2 separate regions of the Homo sapiens genome follow, and region 2 is linked to region 1. A link is a loop called in an ENCODE intact Hi-C map of the cell type or tissue named here. Cell type or tissue: ascending aorta. All regions are shown on one strand. Each heading gives the region's core, and the rest is flanking DNA. Links, peaks and the distances in the headings are about the cores only.

Region 1 (15,240 bases), core at 9,014-14,013:
ATCAAATATGCACAAAGGATGCTAACGAGATATTATATTTATAATAACAGGAAAAGGGTAAACAATCTAAATACCCAACAAAAGGTTGGGTAAATAAATTACAGCACATTCATTGAATGGAACACATGAGGCCCTTAAAAATCATGTTTTCAAAGGATATTTAATGACATTGAAAAATGCAACGTACATTTTATATGAAAAACGCAGGTTACAAAACAGTTACAGCATGATTTCATTTTTATCTAAAATATGTAGTAAATATAAATAAAATACTGGAATGTTAATGGTGCTACACTCTATGTGGTAGGATTACAAGTGAATTTTTCGGGGGTTGGGGGAACGGAGTCTTGCTCTGTCGCCCAGGCTGGAGTGCAGTGGTGCCATCTTGGCTCACTGCAACCTCCACCTCCCTGGTTCAAGCAATTCTTGTGCCCCAGCCTCCTGAGTAGCTGGAACTACAGGTGTGCACTGCCACGCCCAGCTAATTTTTTTTTTTTTTATTTTCTAGACGAGTCTTACACTGTTGCCTGGGCTGGAGTGCAATGGCGCAATCTTCGCTCACTGCAACCTCCATCTCCCAGGTTCAAACAATTCTCCTGCCTCAGCCTCCCAAGTAGCTGGGATTACAGGCACATGCCACCATGCCCAGCTAATTTTTATTTTTAGTAGAGACAGAGTTTCACCATGTTGGCCAGGCTGGTCTCAAATTCCTGACCTCAGGTGATCCACCCACCTCAGCCTCCCAAAGTGCTAGGATTACAGGCATGAGCCACTGCACCCGGCCTTCTTTTTTTTTTTTTTTTTTTTTTTTTTTTTGAGACAGAGTCTTGCTCTGTCGCTCAGGCTGGAGTGCAGTGGCATGATTCCAGCTCACTACAACCTCCACCTCCTGGGTTCAAGTGATTCTCATGCCTCAGCCTCCCAAGTAGCTGGGATTACAGGTGTGCGCCACCACGCCTGGCTAATTTTTGTATTTTTAGTAGAGACGGGGTTTCGCCATATTGGCCAGGCTGATCTCGAACTCCTGGCCTCAAGTGTTCTGCCTGCCTCCGCCTCCCAAAGTACTGGGATTACAGGCGTGAGCAACCGGGCCTGGCCCCGGCTAATTTTTTGTGTTTTAGTAAAGATGGGTTTCACCATGGCTGGTCTCGAACTTCTGAGCTCAGGCAATCTGCCCACCTTGGCCTCCGAAAGTGCTAGGATTACAGGCATAAGCCATTGTGCCCGGCTACAAGTGATGTCTATTATCTTTCTAGTTTCCAGTATTTTAAAAACTTCTACAATGAGCATGTGATACACACACACACACACACACACACACACACACACACACACAGATAGATGATAGATAGATAGATAGATAGATAGATAGATAGATAGATAGATAGATAGTAAGTAGAGACAAGGTCTCACTATGTTACCTAGGCTGGTCTTAAACTCCTGAGCTCAAGCCATTCTCCTGCCTTGGCCTCCCAAAGTGCTGGGATTACAAGTGAGAGTCACGGTACCCAGCCTATAATATTTTTAATAGAGGAGAATAGTCTTTAATTTATCTTCGGTACTTTGCATTTTTCCAGATTCTTTTCTTTTACATTGTCTTATTTTTAACCCTATGAGACCATAGAATAGCTTTTATTATATTCCCATAGACCCAAAGTAGTATATTTTCAGAACTAGATAGGACCTTATAGATAAAGACTGATTCCCCCATTGTTTAGATGAGGAAACCGAGGATCAGAGAGCTGAAGTAACTTGCTTGATGCCAGAAAATTAGTGTCAGAGTCAGAATCAGAAGTCAAGCCCCTGGGGCTGACTCCTTTTCACTGCTTCATAGAACAAAGGATCCCAGTGAAACCCACTTCCTGACAGAGACCATTACTAGATACTCTTGAATAGGATGCCTCAAGAAGAGATAAATTCCTTGACTGTGTGTGTGTGTGTGTGTGTGTTTGTCTTAGAGATAGGGTTTCACTATATTGTCCAGGTTGGTCTTGAACTTTTGGCCTCAAGCGATCCTCCCACCTTGGGCTCCCAAAGTGTTGGGATTACAGGTATGAACTGCTGCCCCTAGCCAATTTCCCCGATTTCTAATCCTAGTCCTGAATCTCATCTTAATCCAGGTCACAATGGACTCAACTTTATACACAGACCAATCTCCCTAACCCTGGCCAGGGTCTGAATCCCGATCCATGTTGCAGTCAGCTGTTTCTCCACCCACTTACCCCCATCATGCAAATCTATGTTGTTGAAAGGGATGTGGGGTGGAATATGGGTGAATCAATACAATCTCCTCCCTTCAAGGGTCAAGGATGACACTTTCTTATAGGCAGGCAGGCAAGCTCTTTTTAACCAGAAGGCAAGGGCAGGTCCAGAACTCCAGTGGAAGATGCTCAGGGGCAGCATTGGAAGTTGCGGAGAGTCTAGAAAACCTCTCTTGCCAGTTTGCGTGGATATTCAGAGCCCTCAGCCTGCTGATCAGAAAGGCCTGGCCAGAAGACTTTTCCCGTTCCCCGAGTTAGCTGAAGGACAGGAGCAGCCCAGCCAAAGGCAGTTCTTGAAAGCCTTTTGGGAAGTAGGGGCGGGGCCCAGGGGTGGAGAGTGTTGAGAGAGCTGCTGGAGGAGCGCCAGAAAAGATCGAGGGAAAAGGAGGGAAAAGATGCGACCCATGATGTCTGGTTAAAGGAATTGGAGGGACAGAAAAGAACAGACCATTCCATCTTTACCTCCATTCCTGGAAACTCTGTCACAACTCCTCAGTGCTGGGAACTCCAGCTGAGGTGATGGGGCTCCCCCAGGGATAAGGAGGTCTGTAAAACTGGAAAGGAATTTCCCTTCCTGTGAGAAAATAGAACCAGTTATATCATCCCTCAGTGCCTCAGTTCCCCTATCTGTGCAATGGAGCAGCAATAGCCTTCCTGCTCCTGCCATGTTGGGCTGTGGAGTGGGAGGAGAATGTGTGAGAATGCATAAGATAGAATCAGGTACAACATGCTTGAATTCTCTCTACTTTCAGCCCCAGCTGGGGAGTACAGGTACCACTAAGAGCTATAATTCAATTTTGGCTTCTTTACCCTCAGGCTGGGACACTGCTCCTACTCACCTCCAGCTTAAACTTCCAGTGGGGCGGCAGGGTGGAGGGGGTGGTGTGTGGCTCAACCCTTGCCTTTCTCAATCCTGCCTGGCCTGGTAGGGAACTCTTATCCCTATTGTCTCTGTTCAGATATTAGGGTAACTCCTCAATGCCCAGCATTTTGCCAAATGGAAATAATATCTCCTTTGGTGGCATGAGGTGGCCCTGTCTCTGCGTCTTTATCCAACACTTCTCTGTTTGAAGTTCCTGAAATCTGGAAGATGGGTTGTCTCTTTCTAGCTGTAAGTGCATATGTGCTTGTGGATTTTTGGGCAGGGGAGTGTGGGGTGGGGGAGAAGAGGAGGAGGAGGTGAAGTAGATAAAGGGGAGAAAAGTAGGAGGTGGTGCTGCAGGCATTAACGAGCCAAATCCATTTTGGTAGGGTTTTTTTTTTTTTTTTTCCATTCCTGACGGAGTCTCATTCTTGCCCAGGCTGGAGTGCAGTGGCGCCATCTCAGTTCACTGCAACCTCCGCCTCCTGGATTCAAGAGATTCTCATGCCTCAGCCCCCCAAGTAGCTGGGATTACAGGCACCCGCCACCATGCCTGGGTCATTATTGTATTTTTAGTAGAGACGGGATTTCACCATGTTGGCCAGGCTGGTCTCGAACTCCTGACCTCAAGTGATCCACCTGCCTCGGTCTCCCAAAGTGCTGGGAATATCGGCATGAGACATCTCGCCCAGCCCTAATAGATTTTGTTTCCCCTCCCATAAATGCTTAGACTAGAAAAAACAGAATAGCTTCAGGGTGTTTTAAGGCTGTTCAGACCCCAGTTAGCCCTCAGCTCACCTGGGCAAATGAAAGACAAGAATGGAAAAATAAAAAGGAGCAATCAAGATAAACATGTGAATCTCCTTTTTACCTCCTGGTCTTTGTAGAAAAGACAGTGCTGCCAGTGGCAGCAAAGACAGAAACCCAAGAGGTAGCATGGAGGACACAAGAGGACCATGGGAAGAAAAAGGCAGCCGACCACATGTCTTTCCTGAAAGACTTTCCTTTATTTTTCTGTAGCTGAAACTGTGAGCTCAAGGGGCTTACAGTGTGGTCAAGGAAACAGCTTACAAGAAACAACTAGATAACAAGGAGAGAGAGAGCAGAGCATCAATATTCAGGTGAAAAAAAAGTCAGACCACATCAAAAGGTTGGAAGGTGGGCAGGATCAGGGAAGGCTTCTGGAAGGGGGTGAGATTTGAACCTTGACTTGGAGAATGTAGGTATAGAGAGTGGTGGGAAGGGCATCCCAGGCTGGAGGAACATCATGAATTCATGTTGGGAGTTGGTGGGGGGGTGCTGGTGGTGCAAAAGAACAAAGGCTGCAAAGAGCAATGTCTGTTGCGGGAGGCAGGAAGCAGACAGCGGGAGGCAGGGAGCAGACTAGTGGCTGAAGAGGAGTGCTGAAGAGGAGTCCGGGTTGCAAGGTCATTCTGGAGATCTGAAGAGAATGTACTGCACTGGTGGGAGCAAGAAGAAAAACTTTGTTTCCCCTTTGAGAGCATGGCCTTCGCAGATGTGGGGGAGGTGTTTGCCCTCTTCCCTCAACTCCTGGGTTCATCCCCACCCCCCCACCCAGGAGACATCCCATGGACAAAAATCAGTGTGTGACCACGTAGGTCACTGCACAGGTGTGCATGTGTGTGTATGTGTGCACAGTACTCTTCAAAGCATGCACAAAGCATGTCATGTACACTGTGAAATAGAAGCAGATCAGGTGGCAGCCTGTTTGGCACCCTTTGAGGCAAGCTGCAGGGCACAGTGAGAAGGGCGCAGGGCTTGGATTTAAATCCCAGCTGTGCCATTGCCTATCTGGGTGACCTAGGGAGGTCCCTTTCCTTCTCTGAACCTCATTTCTTTCTCTATAAAATTGGGATAATAACAGTACCTACTCCATAAAGTTGTGAGGGTGAAATGAGATGGCCTGTAAAGCACCTGGCTCATAATAGGTACTCAGGCATGGACAACTTTTTATATTCGTTACCCACTTCCCCATCCCATGCCACTCCTAGGAGGCTGTTCTGCAAACCTGAATTCCCACCATTTCCCAGAGTCCTGGCTTCTTTATTCAAAGTGCTGTTCAAGGCAGTGTTAGGCACTGTTTTGGTGGAAGTGGAATACAAACATGAAGTGGAAACAAATGTAGCAAAATCTTAGCAGCTGTGGAATCTAGGTGATGGGAGTTCCTGTTACAATCCACTTATTTGTGCAGATTGGAAACAAACAAAAACTACAAAGAAACAGAAGCACTCTTGGCCTCTAAGAAGCACTTCTTGGCTTGGAGAAGGTTACTTTTGTCCCGTGGGAGATAAATAAGTCAGCAACTAATTTTTATGCCAGGTGGAATGTGCAAGGGGGCCCTCAAAGAGGGACATAGTGTGTGAACCCATAGGAAAGGGGAACATGGCTTCACCTGGGGCACTATTGGCAGCTTCTCCGAGGCAGAGACAGGTCAAGTGGTCCTTTGAGGAAGAGAGTTTGATTTGCAGGTGACAGGGTGGGTGTCCTGGTTGCAGTGGTCCAGGCTCAACAAAGCAATTGCCAACAGCACAGACTCTGGAACAGAACTGCGATAGTGTGCTTTGAGAGCTGCAGTTCAGGTGGGTGTGGCAGGAGGGAAAATACATTAACCCTTTAGCACTCCACAGACAGTTGTGGAGAGGGCTTAATTGATCAGGCTAACCTGCTATTTGCTAGTTAAGTGCAGAGCCAGGAGGGGGCCTACTTCAGGGCTCAACTGGGAGATGAGGGTGAAGAATGGAGTCTGAGAACCCATCTGGTTGCTGGGGAGGGGTTGCTCCAGGTGTAGAACTGTACAGGAGGGTGCCTCTTGGGGTTGGTGTGGGGCTGTTCAGGGCCTCAAGTTCAGGGCAGAATAAGGAGACAAAACAGGACATGATGGACCCTGAAGAGTAAAACTTTTCTCCTCCCCATGCCACCTCAGCCTGTCAAAGGGCCACAAGTCCCCTGATACCTGTTTTCTTTTCTTGTTTTTCTTTTTTCTTTCTTTCTTTTCTTTTTTTTTTTTTTTTTTTTTTTTTTTTTTTTTGTGATGGAGTCTTGCTCTTTTGCCCAGGCTGGAGTGCAGTGGAATAATCTCGACTCACTGCAACCTCTGCCTCCTAGGTTCAAGAGAGTCTCCTGCCTCAGCCTCCCGAGTAGCTGGGATTACAGGTGTGCACCACCACACCCGGCTAATTTTTGTATTTTTAGTAGAGACGGGGTTTCACCATGTTGGCCAGGCTGGTCTCGAACTCCTGACCTCAGGTGATCACCCGCCTCGGCCTCCCACAGTGCTGGGATTACAGGTGTGAGCCACTGCGCCTGGCCCTGATACCTGTTTTCATTCCTTTCCAGGCACCTTAAGGATTTTTTTCAAGTTGAGGAGGCTCATATGCAATTACAAGACCTGGGAAGGGGTGGCATGTTAAGCCACTGTCAGCTCAACTCCTTACTTGCACAGAAGGAATTCTCTAAACTTACCAACCTTTCAGAGAGAGAGAACCACTCTCCTGGAACAGGAAGGGAGGAAAGGAGAGGGCTAGGAGACTGTCCATGAAGGAGTGTAGGGCTGGCAAGTGAAGAGGAAGACTCCATTTGGTTGAAAACAGGCCTTCTTAGCAGGTGACTGGGAGGACATGGGGCTTCAAAGAAGGTGGGGCAAGGCAGCAAAGACCAAGGACTTCGTCTAGGTCACAGTTATTTCTCCTGGGAGTCCTGTGTGCCTCTCCCTGCTTCCCTTCTTCCACAGTCTGGCCCCTCTCAATATTGTGATCACCACAACAGGAAGGAGGGCAACCAAGAACAGCCTGCAGTACTCTGCCAGAATGGGCCTGGCTGGCTGTGGAAGGATGCTCAGCATTGTACCTGGCTGGTCCCCACCTGGGAGGGCTAGCTTAACCCAGGCCTCTTAGGCAGGTGCCAGGAGAGCAGACCCCAGAGCCCAGCAACCCTCAGGCAGGACAGTCCATCCTTAAGAGCTGGAGTGAATTCCAGGTTAAAGGGATGGCCTGAAGAAGTTGGAATTAACCCACCAAAAGCATCCCCTTTGCCAGTTGTTTTTGGTAGGGGGTCTAGAGACCATGTTCACCATTTTATTGCTAATATCTAGCGACCACAAGTCATTTTTTTATCTATTTTTTGAGTCTACTGTACACAAGGTATTTTATTATGATCAATAACAGCCAACAGACATCAAACACTTACGATGTGGCAGGCTCCTACATCGCACCAAGAACTTGTATTATCTCAGTTCATTCCTATAACAACCCTGTGGTGTAGGTACTATTAATGTCCCTATTTCACAGAATGTGAAACAGCGGCTCAGGAAAATGAAATAACTCACTGAAGGCCACACAGCTGACAACTGATCGAGGCAGGACTCAAACTCAGGTCTCGTTGGCTCCAACCCCACGTGCTTCTGCGTGTAAGCAAGTCCACTCCACAGCCTCCAGCATGCTTTGCTGCCTTGCTCCTCACTACACCATGCCTTCTCCCAATTAGTAGATTAGTCATGTGTTGACACTTCTAGTCTCAGTCTAATGGCTTGTTTATTTAACTGATGGATGCTGCTCCCCATTTGAGGCCATTAGCATTTAAACAAAACAAAACAAAACTGTTGAGCCTGGCAAAGTGACACTGTGTTTACTGTTTTTCTCCCAGTGTTAATTGTGAGCATTTTCCAAATATGTATTTTGATGTGCTAACAGTCCCTAAAGAGGACTGTAGAACAGTTTAGCAATCTTCTCATGCAGCTCCAGCCCCACTCCCCATAATCTCCTTGGTGAGGGGGAGAAGTCTTGGCTAGGATGGGGAAGAGGGATGGTGACTATCTCAGTCTGATTAGGGGGCAGGGGAACTGGGCTGGGAAGGCGACTCTGTCCTTGGAGGCTAAGTCCCAGAGTATCCTCGCTTCACGCTTGGGGAGGGAATTTGGTATTTCTTTCCAGGACAATAAGAACATCTGTGCCAAGGCAGAGGAGGAGGCCGGGCGCTCCGAGGCATCTCTGCCGGAGTCTCTTGACACTGTCCGATTGTTACTATTTCAGTTTCTGCTTGGATCACTGACCTTGTCCATTTAGAGCAGGCTGACTTGGGCGAAGACAGTGTAGGGCTGAGGAAGGACAGAGAGGACCCGTCTGGCTGGGGGTGGAGGTGTGAGGTGGGCAGGGAGCTGGACCAACTCTAAAGCGACCAGGTTACAAATGAGCTGCAAAGTACAGGGTGAATCTTGCATCCGTAAATGGGAGGAAGGAGTGCTTCCACTGTCCACCCCCCACCCCCCGGCCCCTGGGGTAAGTGCTGTTGACCTCAGGTCCAGTTTGTTTGCAGCCTCCCTCTTCTGACAGATCGGGCTTCAGGTCGACCTTGGGGTAATGGATGAAGAACTACAGGTTTGATCCTTACACGGGACAGTTTGCTTCACACTGAGAAAAACCTGGCTACTTTCTGCCTCCCAGCTCCAGTTGCAAACTGGAGTTAAAGTCGAGTTTCTGGCTCCCTGCAAAGTATTCCTAGTACTAGAAAGTCACGTCACCCGGTGTGTTCGTGTGGTGACTGCAGCCATATCTAGTCCCAGCGAGTCGGCCTCCCATTAGGGATGAGCTAAGACAGCTCCTTCGTTTCTTCCTCACTCAGACTTAGCCCTGGAACTGGCAGTTCTGGGGACCAAGAGGTAGGCATCTGCCTCCTGCATAATTAGTTACATCAGTCTCAAAAAGCATTGATGGCCCATCCCTTTGGGTATCATGCTGTGCCTGGCACGAGCTAGTAATCCCCACCCGGTCCTGGCCCTCCCGAGTTTACAACCTTAAGTCACACAATGACACAGATCCCAAAGGCGAGCAGTTAACAAATACATCCACTTGTCCACCAATCACAAGGGATCCATTGAGTGAGCCACTGCAACAAACAGGAACCCCTTCAAAGAGCTTCCAGTCTGGTGGGTAAGTAGGTAAGACTGAGTGAGGGCTTGGGAGAAGAGGTTCGGGCGAGGAAACACGGTCAACTTGGGCATCATCGAAGACTTTTTATTCTTTTTTTTTTTTTTTTTTTTTGAGACAGAGTCTCACTCTGTTGCCCAGGCTGGAGTGCAGTGGCGCGATTTTGGCTCACTGGAACCTACACCTCCTGGGTTCAAGCGATTCTCATGCCTCAGCCTCCCGAGTAGCTGGGACTACAGGCGCCCACCACCACGCCCGGCTAATTTTTGTATTTTTAGTAGAGATGGGGTTTCGCCATGTTGGTCAGGGTGGTCTCGAACTCCTGACCTCCCGTGACCCGCCCACCTCGACCTCCCAAAGTGTTGGGAGTACAGGCGTGAGCCACCGAGCCCGACCCGATCAGACTTTTTAAAAGTGTCTATTGGCATGTGGGTGGGTGGCTGGGTGTTCTGTCGACTTGAGCCACGTCCCTCACTCTGGGTCCGGCGAGGTCTATCCAAGGGCTCTGCAATGCGTAGTGGGGAGAACCCTGGGCGGAGAGGCAGGGATCCGTGGCGCTTGGCGTGGGCTCGCCCTCTTTCCCTGGGTGGCAGGGACGTGTCACTAGACCTCGCCTCTCCGGGTCTGACGGTCGGCTTAGGATCCCTCACGGCTTGGGCATTTTCAGGACAGTCCCCCGCCCTCCTCCCGCCAGCCGCGAGTCTCAGCTGCGCTTCGCGCGTTGGTGGCACAGGTTTGGGGCGGGAGCCGGGAGGAGGCTCCGGATCAAGTCATCCTCGGAGATAAGGTCGCGGCGACTCCCCGGGACGCGCCGGCCCGGCCTGGGCTGCGGGAGGAACCGCGGCCGGCCCGTCCCCCAAACATTTCCGACGGGCCCCTGCGCCCCGCGAGGCTTCCGAGGGCCAGGCTGGGCGAGGGACACCCAGCCCGGCTCGGGTTCGCGCTCCCGGGCCGCCAGCCCGCCTGTCCGCGAGGTGCCTGCGGCCACGGGGCGCCGAGGCTCCCCGAGGACGGGCTGCGGGCTGCGCGCTGCGCTGGGCCGGGCCGCTGCAGGGCCTCGGCGAGCGAGCGAGCGGAGCGGGGCGGCGGGAGTGCGTGTGTGGGGAGACCGCGCGGGAACGCGAGCCGCCGGCCCGGGAAGGGTGGGTCGGGGAGCGGCGGCTGCCGCAGGAGGAGCGACCCGGGAACCGGAGGCCGGCCGGGCTGGCGGGCAGGAGCCGCGGGGGGGAGGGCGGAGCGCGGAGGGCGGAGACGGGGCCGCGGAAGGGAGGGGGCCGCGGGGCGCGGCCGCGGGGCGGGGCGCTGGGACCTGGGGAAGATAAGAGCGTGCTCGGGGGAGTGAGGGCGGGAGCGAGGGAGGGGCGGGGGACTTAGAGACCAAAGAGGAGACAAAAGGACGGGGTGGGTGGGAGGGGCATAGACGAGCGGGGGTAGGGGAGGGGCGCCGGGGGACGCCTCGCGGGGAGGGGTGTGTGTGTACCGCGGGGGGGCATAGTGTGGGAGGGACTTAGAGAGGGACAAGAAGGGACAACATAAGGGAGCGCGGGGGTACGGAGAAAAGGGGGGCGGGAGTGCTCCACCACGCTGGCCACGAAGGCGAAGGGAGGCCGCGAAGGAGAGGCCGCTGGGACTGGCCACACACAGGGACGGGGGTCCTGGGGATGGACAGTCAGCGAGGGAAGGGGGTCGGAGCTTCCGCGGTCTCGGGAGGGGAAGGGGGAGCCGACACGGGAAAAGGGGGTGGTGCGGGGACCCGAGGGTGGAGGCGGATGGGCGTGTGTGCAGCGCTGAGGGCAGGGATTTAACGCAGCTCTTCGAGATGACCCAAAGACCACGGTGGGGGCTGCACAGACGGGACGGGGCTACCGATGCAGGAGGAGAACTGCCCAGGGGAAAGTGGGACCTACAAGGATTAGAGAAGGGTGGCGGGGGCGGCCTCGGACTCGGCAGGAAGGCGCCACCACCGCCCTCTGCCCGTCCCCAGCGTGCCCCGCCCCGTCCGGGGGCCCTAAGGGCAGCGGCCTGGGCCGTGGGGGAGCCGAGCCAGGGCGGAACCATTCGGAACAGAGAGGGGGGCTTGGGGGGAAGGGAGGAGCCAGGGGTCAGAACCCTGTTGGGGGCGGGGGGGCGCCACACCCTGGGAAAAAGGCTTGGGCACATCCAGAGTGGACCAATCAGCGAGCAAGGCCAGGGTGGCGTCAAGGGGCAGCTTCGGCCAATGGGAAGGGAGAACACTTCGGAGGTTCGGAGGAAGAAAAGAAAAAAAAGCCCCACGAAACAACAATCGAATCTGTTTGGGGGCTTGGAAGGCTGGGAATGGGCGTCGTTTATAGCACGCTCTGGCACCTGCCTTCTCCTTTGAAGGATGGGGTGGCTTGCATCACTCCTGGGTAGTGGGGAGCAAACGGAGCTGAAGAGGGTCCGGGGAAAGTAGACGGGGATTGGCCATTTACCGGGGACACTTGATTGGGCGCCTCAATTTGGGGGGTGGGTGGGACGGAGGTAGCAGCTTTGTGCTCAAAAGAGTGCAAGAGAATGTTGTGGTCTCTTAAACGGAGGCAGGAGTGGGCAGGGCTCCCGCATCCCCTACCACTGGCTACTGACTTAAGTGTCAACCAGCGAGTGGATCGTGGATAATCTCAAGCCAATGGATACTTAAGCATGCCTTTTGGGCACTGAACACTGCTCAACATACTCATTTCCCTTACCTTCCCAGTCCCAGGTTGTTTCTTAAGAGGATGAGCAATAGTAGGGGGCCACAGGGGACCCCACTGGGGAATTCATATAAATTTATCCTTTGGCTTTTCACTTCAGTTTAATGTGTAACACTAGATGCACGCTCTATTCTGAAAATTTTCTCTTATAAAGATAACTGGGACTAGCTACCATTGAGGTCTAAACGTTTTGGAACTGATTTGGAGAGTGGTGTGCTCAGAAGGCCGTATCTGTTGGGGGGATTGCAAAAGAAAACTTGGAGTGGTACAGCTTTTGGCCCAGGGATTCCAAATGTCTTGAAAACCCCTGAAACTGTATGTAAAATGCCATACAAATGTGTGTGTGTGCACATTTTTCTGGAGACGGTTCATAACGTTCAACATATTTTTAGAGGGGCCTGTGACACAAAAATGAACCCACTGTGGTCTAAGAATACTGGGGATAGGACTGAATCTCCAAGGTAGGAGGCAAGGTGCAGTAGTGGTGTCATTTTGGAATCAGAGGGGTTTCCCAAATTCCTTGTTAGGAAACTCAGCTGCAGGGGCTCTTTCCGTATATTTCTTGCCATCCAAAGCCAGGCCAAGTTCCTCAGAGCTGAGAAGCCCATGTGAACTGTCATATAGCAAAGCAATGCTTGAATAAACTACACTTTCAATCAATGGTGAGGAGTGGGCCCTGAGTTAGGAAGGAAAGGCAATAGAGGTTTACTTCTGAAATCACATCTACCTTTATCTACAAAATAAGGGTCAAACCTCCTGGTCTTCTTATGAGAAAATAAGTAGAAGGTTATATATGAGATATTGTAGACAGCAGCCTGTACAAGCTGGGAAGCTCACACATGTGAAAAAAATGGCTGTGGCTAGACTTGTGGGGACAGAACCCAGCTTCGGCACCGTCCTGGTCTTAGGATCAGTCTAGGGCAGAATCCAATTGCAGTTTGTACATCCTCTTTCTAGGTTCAGAGGTTAAAATATACAATATTTTATCATTATTAACCCTGTCTCTTCAAGTTGGCAGTTATTAATGGTGGATCATATCTGATGTGATATATTTAAGGTTACAGACTACAGTTAACTTTCTCCATTTCGATTTAGGACCAACTACATAATCCTTGGTAAGAAAAGGAGGTGGCCCTGACAAGTGCAACTCGAGAAATGCAATGCTGTAGAGTCCAAAGGTGTCTGACTTGAACGAAATGATCCCACTGGGGGACAATGCAACATATACTCCAGGTAAATAGATTAAAAAATGCCTTTATTTTTAAAATGTGGCTTAACTACATGCAATGTACTGAGCCAGTTTTGGAATCCACCCTGTATCAGAGTAAAACTGGACCAAAGGAAGTGAAGTCAGGGCTCCTGGCTGTCACTCCTCCAGCAACTCAATCTACAGAGCATTTCTTCAGCTGTTTTTTGTGACGTGTGGTGATTCGTTTTGGATTCCTCTGTATGACAGACAGGTCCGACCTTGAGGAAGACCGGTAGCCCACGTCTTCTGCTTTTATGGGGTTAATGATATGGCCTGGCTTGGTGACGACCTTGGGAGTAGTCAGCTTTTGGAAAGCCCTCTGGGTGTTCCATGTGGATCCTATGGGGGTCTGGATGGTCCTTTCAAATTGCCAATGGTGGGTAAATGGATATGGAAGCACTCGTACCTGGAAAGGAAGGAGAATGATTTGGTATGAGGCAGGCCTGGGGTGCAGTTGTATACTGTAATGGCAGCTTTCATCAGGTACTGTTTTGGTACAGGCCACGGTTCCACATGATGACTGCAAGTGAAGAGACTGAGAGGTCAAGGCGTCCCATTGCTCCCATCTGCCCTTAGGAATTCAATCTGTTTGATGACATTTGGGAGTAGGGGGGCCTGAGTTGGCTCTGGATCCCCCATCTATTCAACAATTCAGGGTCTGAAAAACCACCCTGACACTGCCCATCTTTGTTTTTCTTTTTTTTGAGACAGAGTCTCACTCTGTGGCCCAGGCTGGAGTGCAGTGGGGTGATCTCTGCTCACTGCAACCTCTGCCTACCAAGTAGCTGGGATTACAAGTGACACTGTCCCTATCTAGCTACAGGAGCTCCAGGGCTGTTGTCCCAGAGTGAGCTTTCCTATGTAACACTGTGACTGCAAGAATCCAGACCATTGTGTATCCCTGTGGATTTTATGACTTTTCTACCCTCTTTATGCTTTCAGTCTCCTCCTTCCCTCTCTTAGGATTGATATTTTTTTTTTGTTTTTTGAGACGGAGTCTCGCTCTGTCGCCCAGGCTGGAGTGCAGTGGCACGATCTCCGCTCACTGCAAGCTCTGCCTCCTGGGTTCACGCCATTCTCCTGCCTCAGCCTCCCGAGTAGCTGGGACTACAGGTGCCCACCACCACGCCCGGCTAATTTTTTGTATTTTTAGTAGAGACGGGGTTTCACCGTGTTAGCCAGGATGTCTTGATCTCCTGACCTCGTGATCCACCCGCCTCAGCCTCCCAAAGTGCTGGGATTACAGGCGTGAGCCACCGCGCCTGGCCAGGATTGATGTTTTAAGGAACCCGAATCCTGAACTCTACCAGGCCGTTACACTTAGTTTCATCTTTTTTTTTTTTTTTTTTTTTTTTTTGAGATGGAGTCTCGCTCTGTCTCCCAGGCTGGAGTGCAGTGGCGTGATCTCGGCTCACTGCAAGCTCCGCCTCCCAGGTTCACACCATTCTCCTGCCTCAGCCTCCCTAGTAGCTGGGACTACAGGGGCCTGCCACCATGCCTGGCTAATTTTTTTTTGTATTTTTTTTTTTAGTAGAGATGGGGTTTCACTGTGTTAGGATGGTCTCGATCTCCTGACCTTGTGATCCACCCGCCTTGGCCTCCCAAAGTGCTGGGATTACAGGTGTGAACCACCATGCCCGGCCCACTTAGCTTCATCTTCTTTTGGCACCACAGAATGTAGAGCTGGAAGGCCCTAGATATTGACAATGGTCATCTCCCTTGGCCTGAAGATTTGGCTTAGAGGGGGGAAGTGATGGACCTAAGTAAATGAGGAGCAGCATTGGAGAACAGAACCCAAAGCTCCTGTTTCCTTGCCTGGTACTCCTCCACCACATTGCTACCTTCAGACATTAAATAATCTTTCAACACTTCCCCAGTGGCCAAAGGAGGAAAACACGTAAGCAGAAAATGGGGATGTAAAAATCAGTAGTCTTTGGCAGGGTACGGTGGCTCACACCTGTAATCCCAGCACTTTGGGAGACCGAGGCAGGCAGATCACTTGAGGTCAGGAGTTCAAGACCAGCCTGGCCAACATGGTGAAACCCTGTCTCTGCTAATAATACAAAAATAAGCTGGGTGTGGTGGCGCATGCCTGTAATCCCAGCTACTCAGGAGGCTGAGACACGAGAATAGCTTGAACTTGGGAGGTGGAGGTTGCAGTGAGCTGGGATCGTGCCACTGCATTCCAGCCTGGGTGACAGAGTGAGACTCC
Region 2 (15,240 bases), core at 8,257-13,256, 240 kb before region 1:
CTCAAGTCACACTTGTTGCCCACAAGCACTTTGGGGACTAGTGGGGGCACAGCATGCCCATTGCATTCTTGGATCCACATTTTGAGGTTGGTGAAAGATGTCATCTTGGTGACGTCATAGACGAAGACCACGGCATGTACGTTGCGGTAGTAATGCTCGACCATGCTTTTGCGGAAACGTTCCTGACCTGCTGTGTCCCACACCTGAACCTGGAAGATACAAAAACCCAAAGGTGGAGTCAGAAAAGGGAACATGAACAGAGAGGAGAAAACATGGTTCTGTAGCACTATAAAAATGAAGTGACAGGACGGGTGCGGTGGCTCACGCCTATAATCCCAGCACTTTGGGAAGCTGAGGCGGGCAGATCACCTGAGGTCAGGAATTTGAGACCAGCCTGACCAACATGGAGAAACCTCAACTCTACTAAAAATACAAAATTAGCCGGGCATGGTGGTGCATGCCTGTAATCCCAGCTACGGGGGAGGCTGAGGCAAGAGAATTGCTTGAACCAGGGAGTCGGAGGTTGCAGTGAGCCGAGATCACGCCATTGCACTCCAGCCTGGGCAAAAAGAGCAAAACTCCATTTCAAAAAAAATAAAAAAAGTGACAAGCCGTGACACAGGAAGTGGTTCTTTGACAGATGAGCAGAATGGACTTATCAAAGCATAAAGAGAAGTTTCAGGATTTGTCAAGTTTTTCTTAAGATTGTTAACTGAAAATCTTGAGTTGAAAAAAATCTTAAGATTTTTAGTTGAAAAACTGGATGTAAATTGGTCAACTTTTCTGGAGAGCAATTTGGCAATATTATCAAGAACCTCAAAAATGTTCATAACTCTTAGGACCTGAAATCTCACTTCCAGAAATCTATACAAAAGAAATAGGGATGTGGTCAAAATTCTGTACTAATATCTTACAGTGTTATTTAGAATTTTTTTTTTTGAGACCGTGTCTCGCTCTGTCACCCAGGCTGGGGTGCAGTGGCGCCATCTCGGCTCACTGCAAGCTCCGCCTCCCAGGTTCACGCCATTCTCCTGCCTCAGCCTCCCAAGTAGCTGGGACCACAGGTGCCCGCCACCACGCCTGGATAATTTTTTGTATTTTTAGTAGAGATGGGGTTTCACTGTGTTAGCCAGGATGGTCTCGATCTCCTCACCTCGTGATCCGCCTGCCTCAGCCTCCCAAAGTGCTGGGATTACTGGCTTGAGCCACTGAGAATTTTTTTAAAACAGGAAAAACCTAAATGCTCATCAGAAAAGGAATAGCTAAAGTTCATGTCTATACAGTGGGGTCAGGTACAGTGGCTCATGCCTGTAATCCCAGCACTTTGGGAGGCTGAGGCAGGTGGATCATCTGAGGTCAGGAGTTCGAGACCAGCCTGGCCAACATGGTGAAATCCCATCTCTACTAGAAATACAAAAAAAATTAGCCAGGCCTGGTGGTGTGTACCTATAGTCCCAGCTACTCGGGAGGCTGAGACACAAGAATTGCTTGAACCCGGGAGGCGGTGGTTGCAGTAAGCCGAGATCGGGCCACTGCACTTCAGCCTGGGCAACACAGTGAGACTCCGTCTCAAAAAGAATAAACAAAAATGAAAATATATCCGTACAGTGGGATATTATGCAGCCATTAAAAATAATGTTTTCAAAGACTAAATTGTAAGAGAAACGCTCACAAAATACAAGTAAGTGAAAATGCAGAATACAGAATTTTTCTTTTTTCTTTTCTTTTATTTTTTTTTTGAGACAGAATTTCGTTCCTGTTGCCCAGGCTAGAGTGAAATGGCACGATCTCGGCTCACTGCAACCTCTGCCACCTGGGTTCAAGCAATTCTCCCACCTCAGACTCCTGAGTAGCTGGCATTACAGGCATGTGCCACCACGCCCGGCTAATTTTATATTTTTAGTAGAGACGGAGTTTCTCCATGTTGGTCAGGCTGGTCTTGAACTCCCGATCTCAGGTGATCCGCCTGCCTCGGCTTCCCAAAGAGCTGGGATTACAGGCATGAGCCACCACGCCCAGCCTCAAAAGTTTTCATATGCTATGGTCCCAGTTTTTTTTAAGAAACGTTAAACATAAACATATGCAAAGCACAGACTGGAAGTGTACACATCAGAACATTAATGGTTATTTATCAGCAATGAGACTATAGTGATATTTATTTTCTTCTTTTTAAATATTTTTCCATATTTTCTTCTACAAGTATGCATATATATGTTATATATATTACATATATGTTATATATAGTGTATATGTTATATATATTACATATATATGTTATATATATTGTGTGTATATATGTTATATATATGTGTATATATATATATATATATATATATTTTTTTTTTTTTTTTTTTGTAGAGACAGAATCTTGTTATGTTGCCTAGGCTAGTCTCGAACTCTTGGCCTCAAGCAATCCTCCTGCCTCGGCCTCAAAATGTGCTGGGATTACAGGCATGAGCCACTAGCCTGAATAACTTTTTAAAGAAAACAAAGTTAGTATTAAAATCTCACCTTCAAGCCCTATTTATTTATTTATTTATTATTTTGAGATGAGAGTCTTGTTCTGTCGCCCAGGCTGGAGTGCAGTGGTGTGATCTCAGCTCACTGCAACCTCCACATCCTGGGTTCAAGAGATTCTACCACTTCAGCCTTCTGAGGAGCTGGGATTACAGTCGTGCGCCACCATGCCCAGCTAATTTTTGTATTTTTAGTAGAGATGGGGTTTCACCATGTTGGCCAGGCTAGTCTTGAATTCCTGACCTCAAATGATCGAGCCTCCCAAAGTGCTGGGATTACAGGCGTGAGCCACCATGCCCAGCCTCCAATTTATTTTTAAGTTCACTTTTTGGTTATGTAAAAGGAACTTAATTCACTGGATTTTTCTTCTGTATCTCAGCTTTTGGGATAAAGGCCAAATTATGAAGAAAAAGCTGCTATCTGTAACATATGCAAAGACATAACTCCCAGGAGATATACATTCAGCCCAATCTATTTCCCTTTATATATCCAACGTCTTGGACAAGGGAGATTCATGCTCAGAATGATGGTCCCAAGGCCCTATACAATTCTCAGTTATCAAAGAAAATTTGATTATGGCCACTAATTGACTGCTATGGCTCTTAAAACGAAGTATAGCCTTTATTTGGAGTTAGCAGTCAGTAAGTATAATCTAGTAAATATAATTGAATCTGTCGGCTGAGTGAAGATTTTACAGGGCCCTAGAGTCATCATTCCGAATATCAGTTTTCATTGTCCAGGCTCCCCGTCATCTCCCTCTATTGACACAGCTTCCAAGTTCCTCTGGCAAGACCTTCAGATTGAACCCTTCTTCTATTCTGATTTCTGTGTCCCTCGGCCCTCGGCCAGCCTCTCCTCTCCTCACTCCTGGACTAGAGCAAAGTATTTTGGATTGTGGATGTTTCCATTGCAGGGTCTCCTGAACACTGCTCGCTTGCTTGCTTTTTTTTTTTTTTTTTTTTTTTTTTTGAGATGGACTGTTGCTCTGTTGCCCAGGCTGGAGTGCAGTGGTGCAATCTCAGCTCACTGCAACCTCCACCTCCCAGGTTCAAGCGATTCTCCTGCCTCAGCCTCCCAAGTAGCTGGGATAACAGGCGTGTGCCACTGCGCCTGGCTAATTTTTGTATTTTTAGTAGAGATGGGGTTTTGCCGTGTTGGCCAGGCTGGTCTCAAACTCCTGACCTTAGGTAACAAAAAAGTGAACTTAAAAATAAATTGGAGGCCAGGGCGCAGTGGCTCACGCCTGTAATCCCAGCATTTTGGGAGGCTGAGGCGGGCGGATCACGAGATCAGGAGATCGAGACCATACTGGCTAACACAGTTAAACCCCGTCTCTACCAAAAAATATAAAAAAATTAGCTGGGTGTGGTGGCAGGTGCCTGTAGTCCCAGCTACTCGGGAGGCTGAGGCCAGAGAATGGCATGAGCCCGGAAGACGGAGCTTGCAGTGAGCCGAGATGGTGCCACAGCACTCCAGCCTGGGCAACAGAGCTAAACTCCATCTCAAAATAAAAAATAAATAAATAAAAATAAATTGGAGTCTGAGTATAGTGGCTCACTCCTGTAATCCCAGCATGTTGGGAGGCCCAATCACTGCCGATCCACCTGCCTCAGCCCCTGAAAGTGCTGGGATTACAGGCGTGAGCCCCAGTGCCCGATCTCTGAATACTGGCTTTCTGACTAGCTTTAGTCAATCCCTGCTTGTATCAGCATGCCATTCACCTCTTCAGGAAACGACTGCAGCCCTCTACTGTATGTGGCATCACATGGATTCCACATGTGGAATTCTGTCTGCCATAATTTGACCCTTCCCAACCTGGTTTCAAACTACTCAGCTACACCTGGTTGATTCCCTCCTCTGTACTTTGGGTCATGCTAGTCCACTCCTCCCCTATAGAATCAGCTGCCCCCTCATTGCCCTATCCAAATCTCACCCATTCTTCAAGGTTAAGCTCACGCCTCAGGCTTCTTCCTCAAACCTTCGCCAACTTCCCTTCAATTCTCTTTTCTTAGGAATCTCTGTTGCACTTTGAGTCTGCATCATACCATTTTGAATAGATTTATGTTTTCTAATTGTCTCGTCAGTGCTCTTGGCATCTCTCCAGCAAGACTGTAAGCAGTCTTTTTCTGCATCAGACCACACTCGTCACTGAGGTTGTCATCATCATCATTATCAGCAGCAGACACATTATCAAAAGGCAGTGATGGCCTGAACCACTAAAACTACAAGCAGTCTGGCATCCTAGATATGTGCCAAGGGGATTTCAGAGAGAACGTCTGACTGTGATCACACAGAAAAAACATAAGTCCTCAAAGACTGATTTGCTTCTGCAAGCAAGAGACAGAAAATATTTTCATTTCTTCCACCTCTCCGTGGTGTTCCGAACAGGAAGAAAGGGAGAGCAGACCACAGGAGGAATGGAGGTCAGTAGGAAGACAGCAGGCATAGCCCAGGAATATCATTACCACTTGGCTCCTGATCCCCACTCCCCCCACCCCCCAGGAGTCTTCACTCTTGCCTTTTGCCTCTGAAGAAGTCTGAATCCCTACCAGCCCTCAGGCATGTGGCAGATGCTTTAACACCATGAGCTCAGGACTCTAAAAATACCTGCCACTAGCAGGAACACGGGTGGGAGTGTGTGAGGTGTTTGAGGCTGAGTGAGGTTGGCCATTTGGCTTTTCTTTGGCTTCATAATTGCGTATGCCGCCCAAATTGCCGGAACTGCCAGGAGGGCCCTCTCTGCTGGAGACCTCCTCTGTCTTTCCAACACTATTGGGAGCCTTGAAGCTTTTATTTGGAGGCTCCGAATTTAAACTGCAGGCACTGCTCCCTTCCAGCTCTTTGTAAACCCCACCCTGAGTTCTTTGCAGACGTGTCTGTCGTGAGAGGGGAGCCAGGAAGCAGGCTGCTCGCAGCAGAAAATAGAAGAACCAGTGGTGTGGCCTCAGAACCATCAGAAAGGAAGATCACAGCAGGCAGGCTCCCTAAACACATGAAATGATCTCATTAAAAAAAAAAAAAAAATCGCCGGGCGCGGTGGCTCACGCCTGTAATCCCAGCACTTTGGGAGGCCGAGGCAGGTGGATCACAAGGTCAGGAGATCGAGACCATCCTGGCTAACGCGGTGAAACCCTGTCTCTACTAAAAAATACAAAAAATTAGCTGGGCGTGGTGGTGGACGCCTGTAGTCCCAGCTACTCGGGAGGCTGAGACAGGAGAATGGCGTGAACCTGGGAGGCGGAGCTTGCAGTGAGTCGAGATGGCGCCACTGCACTCCAGCCTGGGCGACAGAGCAAGACTCTGTCTCAAAAATAAATAAATAAATTAATTAATTAATTTTAAAAAATCAGACATGGTCTCGCTCAGTCACCCAGGTTGGAGTGCAGTGGCATGATCTCGGCTCATTGCAGCCTCAACTTCCCCAGGCTCAGGTGATCCTCCCACCTTGGCCTCCCGAGTAGCTGGGACTACAGGCATGCACCACCACACCCGGCTAATTTTTGTATTTTTTGTAGAGATGGGGTTTCCCCATGTTGCCCAGGCTGGTCTCAAATTCCTAGGCTCAAGTGATCTGCCCACCTGGGCCTCCCAAAGTGCTGGGACTCTAGGTGTGAGCCACCACGCCTGGTCTCTTTCTCTCTCTCTCTCTCTCTCTTTTCCAGACAAGATCTCATTGTGTCACCCAGGCTGGAGTGCAGCAGTGCAATCATGGCTCACTGCAGCCTCAACCTCCTAGGCGCAAGCAATCCTCCCTCTTCAGCCTTCGGAGTAACTGGGACTACAGGCACGCACCAGCACACCCAACTAATTTTCATATTTTTTTTATTTCATAGAGATGGGGTCCTCCTTATGTTGCCCAGGCTGGTCTGGATCTCCTGGGCTCAAGCAATCATCCTGCCTCGGCCTCCCAAAGTGCTGGCAAGCCACCTTACCTAGCAGTGATCTCATTTTGTTTGAGAGTTAGGTGTTCCTTTCTCAGCATCTTCATAAACCCCTGGCCCCTGCCAAGCAGTGAAAGCATCTCCTTCCTCTTTCGCAGCTGCCTCTCCTCTCACCCTTTCCTCCTTTCCTGTGGGCACCATATCCATACAGTGGATGGGGGTGAAGACTGCCTCTTAGCCACAGCCACATACATGTACCCCAGATCCTTGTTTCTGTCAGATGGCCAATGGGGTATAGTGGAGTCAAATCAACTTGGGTGCAGATCTCGGCCCAAGTCATGTTAGTACATGACTTGTTAGGTGTCCTTAGATAAGTTAGGTGTCCTTAGGTAAGTTACTTTCTCTGACTTCAGTGTCCTCATCTGGAAAGTGATGATAACAATAGTAATCAGGTAGGGATGCTATGAGGATTAGTAGTCCTTGTAAGTATGTGACCCAGTGCCTAATATACACTCTCCCTTCTTTCATGGCCTGAAACCTCCACCATTAAGTCTAGATGGGCAACAACTTGAGCAAGCACTGTTGGAAAGGCAGCAAGCATCCCAGCTCTTCTGCTCAGAAGCTGAGTAAATGCCAGACAAGTCTTTTAACCTCCCTGAACTGAGCCTTGTTTTTCTCATCTCTGCAATGGGACCTTGATCCTCCTATGGTTGCTGGGATGATCCAGTGAAATAACACATGAGAAAGGACTTTTGGAAAATGTCAAGCACTCTGCAAATATTAGTTGTTGCTCTGGTCTCAGAAAGGCCATCAAGCCCTCTCCTGTTGGTATGGTTCCTTGGGTCCATTGGTCTCTCATCCTGGAAATCACAGAAAGCTTGGCTTCTCGAAGGTGAGACAGAGCTAAAGGCCATCCAGTGGGGAGGGGGTGGAGAGAGGAATACTGGCAACATGCCATGGGTGGCCGGGGGCAGGCCCGAACTGATGGGGTGCTGGAGGAGGATGGAGGGGCACAGCATGGGGAACTGCCAAAGAGATATCTAACCTTTTGAACTATTTTCTGGGCGAGCTTCAGCAAGCCCCCAACCCCCTGCATGTGCTCTTAGCTGACAGGGGGATTTCTTTTCCCTAGGAAACATTAACTGGCATCTTTCTATAGATGAGGCATGAATGTGCTTTTGTTGGAGGCCGATGGGGGAGGGTAGAAGTGCAAAAAAAGGAGACAAATACATCTGTAACCTCTGGAGCATGCCCCAGTGGATGATGGGAAAAGTTTAAAAGAAACCTGTTTTCAACTAGCTGGACTGTCCCATCTGCATCTAAGATCCACACACAAAGCTGACACAGAGAATGGCAAAGGAGGACAGAGACAAAGAGAAACTCACACACAGAAAGAAGCAGCAAGGGAGACAGAGAAACTTACACTGATGGATAATTAACCATTAAGTTAACTGGCAGAAGATAGAAGCTCAGAAGCCCTAAGGAAGAAATGATGTCATTCTGACTGCAGGCAGCTTCCAAGGAACACTTAGCTCAGCCTCCATCCACTTGATAATGTAACACAGGAAGGTATTTTTTTTCCCCCAGTGATCAGTAGAGGAACAGAAACTCACAGTCCTGAGCTGTACCTGCCCATAGCCACAGCTGACCTGCAGTTTGTCTTGTCCCCAGGGCTGGGGCACAGGGAGTGCCCAGCCTGTGGGAGGAACCAAACTATTATAGACAGAAGTGAAGCTTCCATGCAAATATACAAAGAATGATTCAAAAATTAGTTTCTTAGCCTCCCCTCTACTACATACCCTCCCTCTCTACACACACACACACACCCCTATTCGGCATTTTCCAATGCATTTAGGAGACAGACTCAATAAATTTAGCTACATCTGTAGGTGACAGACACATCATAGTCATTAAGGGAAGCTCCACTCTTCCTTTGGGGGCTGGGGGATGCCTCCACCCTTCCTAGGCTGATGTCAGGAAAGACTGTCAGCTATCTCTTATGATGTCCCTCTGGATTCTTGTCATAGGTGGCCTTGTGGGTTGGATGGACCATGGAGCTAGGCTGGAGAGAGGATTTTGTGCCAGGCAGCATGATGTGTGGAAAGAGCACCAGAAAGGGAATTAGGAGACATGAGTTCTAGGCCTGGCCCTGTGTGATCTTGGGCAAGTCACTTTCCCTCTCTGAGTCTCAGTTTCCTATCTGCAAGAGGAGGACACTGGATCACAGAATCTGTAACATCTCTTTTATCTCTGAACATTTTCTGCATCTCACACCTGAGTTGAGATAATCAAGGTGCAAAAAGTAAACCCAGGGCTCCCGCCTGTAATCCCAGCACTTTGGGAGGTCGAGGCAGGTGGATCACCTGAGGTCAGGAGTTCGAGACCAGCCTGGCTAACATGGTGAAACCCCATCTCTACTAAAAATATAAAAATTAGCTGGGCATCATGGCAGGTGCCTATAATCCCAGCTACTCAGGAGGCTGAGGCAGGAGAACTGCTTGAACCCAGGAGGCCGAGGTTGCAGTGAGCTGAGATCGTGCCATTGCACTCCAGCTTGGGCAACAAGAGTGAAACTCCCTCTCAAAAAAAAAAAAAAAAAAAAAGTAAACCCAGTTGAGTTCTGTGTGTCCTGGATACAAATTGAAGGAGACATCTGAAAGGCTCCTGGGGGCCTTGGGCTATAACCCTAAGTCCCTGGCCTAGAAGAAAGAGCAAGACTGGCTGCCTGGCATTCTATCTCCCCCTGTCAAACTCCCCCAATCTAGGGGACTGAATATTGTCCTGTAGAGTGAAATGCAGTGGTAAAGGGCATGGTCTCTGAATCTGGGTTGAAATCGTGGCCCTGTAACAGGAAAGGTAGGATAGTGAGGTGGCGAAGTGCTTGGGCTCAAGAGTCAAAGGCTGAAGCTCAGATCCATGTGCCACTGGGTTATTTCATCTCTCTTAGCCTCAGTCTCCTTATCTATAAAATGGGAATGATAACAATACTGCTGATTTCATAAAGCTGCTGTGAGGAGTAAATAAGATAATGCATGTAAAGTGCCTAGCCTGGGCTCTTTGCTTATTCAATACATAGTTGTTATTATTATTATTATTATTGCCTACTCATTGGAGGCTTTTCTTGATGTTCATACAATTGAGTTCATCAGGACTCAATTGTAAATGCTTTGATGGGGTGAGGGTGGGGAACATAATGATTGGAGACAGCAAATGGGGCTTCAATACCCTAGGGATGGCCTTGATAATTAATTACAGTGTGGCTCTAACTACACCAAATCAGTTGTCCCTAGCAGGGGTTCATGTATGTGCTACCCCGGGACACAGGCAGGCAGCCCAGAAGAGGCCACACCCTTGCTCTTAGACTGAGAAGAGCTGGCTGAGACCTCTCTACCACTCTCCTCCAAGGGCTGGTATGTTACAGCCCAAAAGCCTTCTATTGCTGGCCATGGTCTAGGCCAGACCTCGGACTGTCACACTGGACTTTTCTCTCTCTCGCAAAGGACGAAGCCCTTGGCAGTCATCTCCAAGCATGGCTTTGGCATGTATTCCTTGAACAACTTCAGGCTAGCCAGAGTGCGAGGCCAAATCTTCTCTTATCTAGATCACGTGCTAGCCGCCAGGCTCTGCCATCTTCCCACAGACATGCTGGTCTCTCGCCTGCCAGCATGGTCCTGAGATTGCAGCAGCTTTACAAGAAGCAGGGTCACCATCTCCCCACTCCCACACGCCACTCTGAGCTCCTTTGGAATCTGCCCTCAGAGGACTCCTCCATGAGCAGTGTCACAAGGCTTTGTCCCCTTGAAAATATCATCTTCCCCAAAAAAGCCTGTATTAAGCACTTATCTGCACGTGGTGTTGTGCTGAGCTCTGTTTCTAGTGAGTCACACTGTCACAGGCTCTGCCCTCTGGGAAAAAGTCTGGAATCTTTGCCAGAGACTGTAAAGTCCAGTTTGGCTAAGTACTGGGGTGTTAGAAGAGAAGGAATAGTTTAAAAATTCCTTCAAGGCCACTGGGTGGTGACTCTTCCACTCGTGTTCATCTGTCATCCCTCACTTTCTAGCTTCTTCCTCCCTCCTTCTTTAGATTCCCAAACACTTCATTTTTTCCATCTAAATTTCAGATGGACTTATTTCCCACCTTTTAAATCCAGGGAACTCTTTGGCTCACTGTAGCACTTGATTTTAAGCAAATGGGAGCATTAGGTTTTTGAGGTTTAAGAGCCCATCTGTAAAGATATTTCTACTTTGGATTACAAAGTCATGTTTTAGAAATTCTAGAATCTTATAGCCTTACATTAAAGAAGCTAGACACACTAGAGGAAGTCTTAACCAAGCAAATGTCAACAGCCCCAGGAAAGGACAGAGACAGATACCGCCTTTGACTTTAAAAGGAAATGTAGCACTTCCCTTCCAAAATGCAAGGGGCAAAAAAGATCACGATTTCAAAATAATGTTCTATCTTCCTACCCTGGGGCTCTCCCTTATCAGTACTGAGCTGTCCATCTTCCTGACATCTAGTGAGTTGGCCTAGTTTCTGAAGCCATTTTTAGAACACGTTCATTTTAATAATCAAGGAGTCAGGAGTCTCGCACAGTTTCAAGTGTTTCATCAGTTTCATCAGTTACTCAGCCCTTCTCTCCACGTCACTCAGAGGAGGGGCCTTGTGGTCACTTTGGCAGTTTGACCAGCAAGAAGGAGGCTTACTGTCACCCCTGACTCTGTCTAAGGTCCAACCATACGCTCAAGGAAAGGCCAGCTGTGAGCCTAGAGGAGTTGTCTTCAGTGATCCCAGTGCCTTTATAGAGGCCCCCCTCTGCTCCCCATGACACAAGAAGTTGCCCTTGTTATGTCCTCCCTCCCGCCATCCCCTGCACATTGACATATTCCTGTCATATCAGGTTTCTACCTTTTCTGAATTAAAGGTGAGCACAAATGGTCAGACAAGAATATTTGCACTTAGCCTATTACATAAACTCATGGAGGGGGAGGATTGAACATTCCCCTGGCCCTCGGTTAAGTCACTGCATTTTTACAAAGACCTGAAGACAATACCAACAGAATGAATAAGGAGCAGTTCATGTATTAGATGCCCCAGACAAGTAAAGAAGATATCATTCCAGGGGGGCTGTTACAAAAAAACAAGTTTTGTCTATTACGAAGGGCTGGACCCTGCCTCAATTTCTTTAAAAGGGCTCATGGCTTTCTGCCAGAACCACCCCACTCCACCGCCATCTCAACTCAGCCCTAATTTTTTAACTATAAACTGCAATTTAAAATAAAGCAGCTTTTTCATTCTCCATGGATTTCCATCATTTCCTTCCCTCTAACGCCTTGAGGCTTAGCCAAAGTGGGGTTTTGCAGCCTATCGGCACCCAAGCAGTAGAAGAGACATCAGGATGTGTAAAGTGCTTTGGGATCCATCCCAGAGACTAGGACCCACAGATGCCTCCTGCCTCCCTCTGCCCACAGGTGCCGCTGCTCGGGGTAGGGGTCATGGATGGGAATCCAACATGCTTTTCCTGGCAGGACCTGTCAGGCAGGGGCTAAGGGTAAGAATGCAACCCCATTCTCAACCGCCCTAAAAAACTGAGTGAAGTGGGGACGGGGCCCCGCTGAGAGAGGTGAAAAGGGGTGAGGAGGAGCCGAGGGTCCTCGGCTCAGCAAGAGGCGAAACCGCCACGCGCTGGACGCTGGACGACGACAACCGCTAGAGCTATGCCTCGGGCGAGGTCCCCTCCCGGGTCCCACCCTTCCTGGACCTGACCCCCTGGATCACCTTGATCTTCTCGCCCTCGATTTCCACGGTCTTCTCCCTGAAGTCCACGCCGATGGTGGCTTCAGTCTTGTCTGGGAAGGTACCCCCGCAGAAGCGGAAGGTCAGGCAGGTCTTGCCCACGTTGGAGTCCCCAATCACGATTATTTTGAAGATGCGAATCTGCACGTACTGGTCCAGCGACGAGTCGAGCTCCAGGGACGCCAGGCCAGCGGCCGAGGCGGGCTGCAGGCTCCCATGGCCCAGGATGGGCTGCGCCATCTCCCCCGGACCGAACCGGGGCCCCAACCCCCCTTGAGGGCTCCACACAAAGAGAACGTCCACGTTCGTGCGCTCGAGGCGAGCGAGCTCTGTGCGTGTGTGTGTGCGCGCGTGTGTGTGTGTCCGCCCGTGTGTGCGTGCGCCGGCACCGTGTGCGCGCGCGCGCGTGAAGGGGGTGCCTCTCACTCCGGGCCCCCCTCCTCCTCCTCCAGCGCACCCTCCTTGCAGCTCGGAGGCACCAACACAAAAGCCAGGGAGAGGAGGAGAGAGGGAGGAGAGTGGACGAGCCGCGAGCCTTCTGCCTGTGTGCGCCCTCGGACCGGATGCTCTGGCGAAGGACCCTACCGCGCTGCTCCAGCCGCCGCCGCGCCTCGGCCCACACCCTCCCCTGCCTGCATTCCCGGGACGGACCCGAGGGAAGAAGCCTCAGGAGGAAAGAGACGGGGTGGGGACAGCGGCACACGCCACCCCGGGATAGACTTCTTTCTCCTTGCCCCCGTTTATGTTATAGGTTTCGGGCTCCCCACCCCCACTGGCTCGAGCGCACGGGGTCAGCGGGCAGGGAGCACAGCTGGGGAGGACAAAGAGCTGCACCTTAAGACATCACTGGATCACTTCGGCCTCCCTGGAGCAACGCAACTCTGCGGGGATGGGGTGGGGGCGGAGGCACCTCTTTCACCTCGGGAGCAGCGGGCAGCTGAGCCGCGCCTTCCCGGTCCCCGCTACCCCGTCCCCTCTACCCCCACCCTCTACCCGACCCGCGCCTTGGGATAAAGGGATGCTCTGTCTTAATGAGTGAGCAGGTGCACTCGCGGGCCCCAGGCAGCCTGGGAGGCCGCTGCCAAGACACGCAGTGGGTTGTCCGGGGCCTGTACAGCTGAGAGGAGGGAGCCAGCGGGCACGCGTGTGCGTGTGTAGGGGGTGTAACTGTTTCTGTTACAGACTTGCCAGATGTAGGGGGGCGCGTACCAGGCGCCAACATCCCCTTATCACACCACGCGCACCCATCCTCTGAATGTTCAGGAGAGCGGCTCCTATTGGCTGCCGCAGTCGGTTGTGTTTGGCTGGCCAATGGGGAAGGCCCGCCGCGGGAGAGGGCCACACAGAGGCTAGGAGAAGGGGGGGAAGCTAGTGGTGGCAGTTCCAGCAAAAGGGGACTTTGTTTACGGGGCTAGCCATTACTGGCCCAGGTGGAGGATCTTGGGACAATGGCATAAGCTCCACAGTGCCTTCCATTCCCAAGCCCTCCATATAACCATAAGTCCCTCCAGAACGCTGGAGTTTCAGAGGGAGTTGGGAATCCCTAGGAGGGTTCACCTCCCCCTGCAGCTGAATGTAGAACAAAGTGGTTGGGTCTAATTTGCCAGAAGCCTAGATTATGCTTGGAAGATGATAAATGAACACAACCTCCTTACAGTATTAGGGGGCTGCTGCCCAAAGCTTACTAATCATCACACACATCTTGGTCAAGACCAGTATTCCTTCTCCCTAAAGTCATTCGCGGGTTCAGAATTTGTTTGAAATCGACTTTACTGGGGGTACAATTTACATACGATAAAGTGCACCCATTTGTTTCTTTTAAGACTTTACCTCTCCCCCTACATATTTCATAAGCTAAGGTAACACTGACACATGTCACTAGCACTGACTCGTGAGTTATTGCTAATGCCATCAAGGTCAGGGATTCAAACAGCACAGTTGAGCTGCCATCTTATTTGGGAGGTTGAGCTGCAGGAAGAGACAAACATGACCAAATCCATTTCTGCTGAGAGAAAAACAATTCAGTGCATCAGTGATATACCTGAAAGCAAATTGGAATGTGACTACTCAAGGACGTCCAAGTTACTCAGAATGGCATCTTCCAGTTAATAAGTTTATTAGCTGAGCTAGCAGATATATTTACAGCTAACCCTTTTATCATATATGTGGGTCGCCCATTTCTAAAACCCTACATTATACTACTCAGCATTAAAACTACCCAGATAAGGATTTCCTCTTAGTTGGCTAATCCAAAATCATCCTTATGAATACCAATTTTCATTGTATTATGTATCAATCATCATTGTACAGTATTTTTGGTTTTGATTAGTCTGATGCCTAGTTTGCTGGATCGTTCCCCTCTGTATTGGAAGTTAATGCCCCTGATGATCTTTATCTACAGAATAGCTTTAAGGTGGAGAGGGGTAACTATTAATTAGGTACATCCTGTACACAAAGTAGAAAGGGGCTTTGCCCTTTGCCAATTCACAGCTAGAATTAATGCTAACTTCCTGAGAGATATTAAAAAAACATATGTACATAATAAGATTATTTCAATGTAAGCTTCTAGCAAAAACTTGTCACTGAGTCTACTTTTGTAAGGAAGAAACTTTGATTTCTGAAAATATGATATCTCAAAATGGGCTTCTTGCCCTAATAAAAGGTGTCTGTTACTTCTGTGGGGTGAGACTTTGGGGGATTTCCACTTATATTTTTTGGAATTAATTCAATGAGTATATATTGCTTTTGAAAAAAGATAAAAATATAATTTTTAATTAAAAGGACAGGAAAACTACCTTATTGTACCTATTGTAAAAAAATTAAATGTACTGTACAATGCCCTTTGTGTTAATTGTGCATTATTAAATTACTTTCAAATACATGCAGTTGTTTTCATAGGTACCTGATTATCATGATTTTGACAGTGTTTTCCAGTCTCTTTTGCCATCAGATATAATTAACTTTGTATTTAATCAATCCATGATTATTGGTTTTTACAAATATCAATAAAAATCAATGCAAGGCTGTTAAAATGTTAAGTAAATATAAA

What was found. A loop is a pair of places that touch in the nucleus more often than their neighbours do. Peaks named below come from ENCODE experiments on the same cell type or tissue, not always from the same donor. Only the 100,000 strongest peaks of a DNase experiment are listed, where the experiment ranks them.
Region 2: a loop joins it to region 1, with 4 times the contacts of the local background. A loop is called at or near these places in 7 of 110 quality-filtered maps.

Annotation. Positions count from the first base shown.
Region 1 is chrX:129,927,530-129,942,769 of GRCh38, reverse strand. It overlaps UTP14A (UTP14A small subunit processome component), which reads right to left. Exons shown (of 15, transcript NM_006649.4): 15 at 13,018-13,434. The coding sequence ends at 13,162. LOC105373335 (a long non-coding RNA gene) reads left to right here and starts at 8,997. Exons shown (of 3, transcript NR_188631.1): 1 at 8,997-9,076; 2 at 12,875-13,012. RefSeq lists silencers at 9,938-10,407, 10,438-10,597, 10,608-10,687, 10,768-10,857, 10,928-11,167 and an enhancer at 11,408-11,527. In ascending aorta, for the core only: no CTCF peak of the experiment used is centred there; DNase peaks (open chromatin) are centred at 9,684, 10,479 and 11,129; H3K4me3 peaks cover 2,558 bases; H3K27ac peaks cover 2,288 bases.
Region 2 is chrX:130,169,254-130,184,493 of GRCh38, reverse strand. It overlaps RAB33A (RAB33A, member RAS oncogene family), which reads right to left and starts at 12,532. Exons shown (of 2, transcript NM_004794.3): 1 at 12,174-12,532; 2 at 1-209. The coding sequence starts at 12,431. RefSeq lists enhancers at 7,843-7,912, 11,995-12,949, 13,759-13,808 and silencers at 13,069-13,148, 13,319-13,378. In ascending aorta, for the core only: no CTCF peak of the experiment used is centred there; DNase peaks (open chromatin) are centred at 10,003, 10,303, 11,053, 12,395 and 1 weaker place; H3K4me3 peaks cover 1,928 bases; H3K27ac peaks cover 2,245 bases.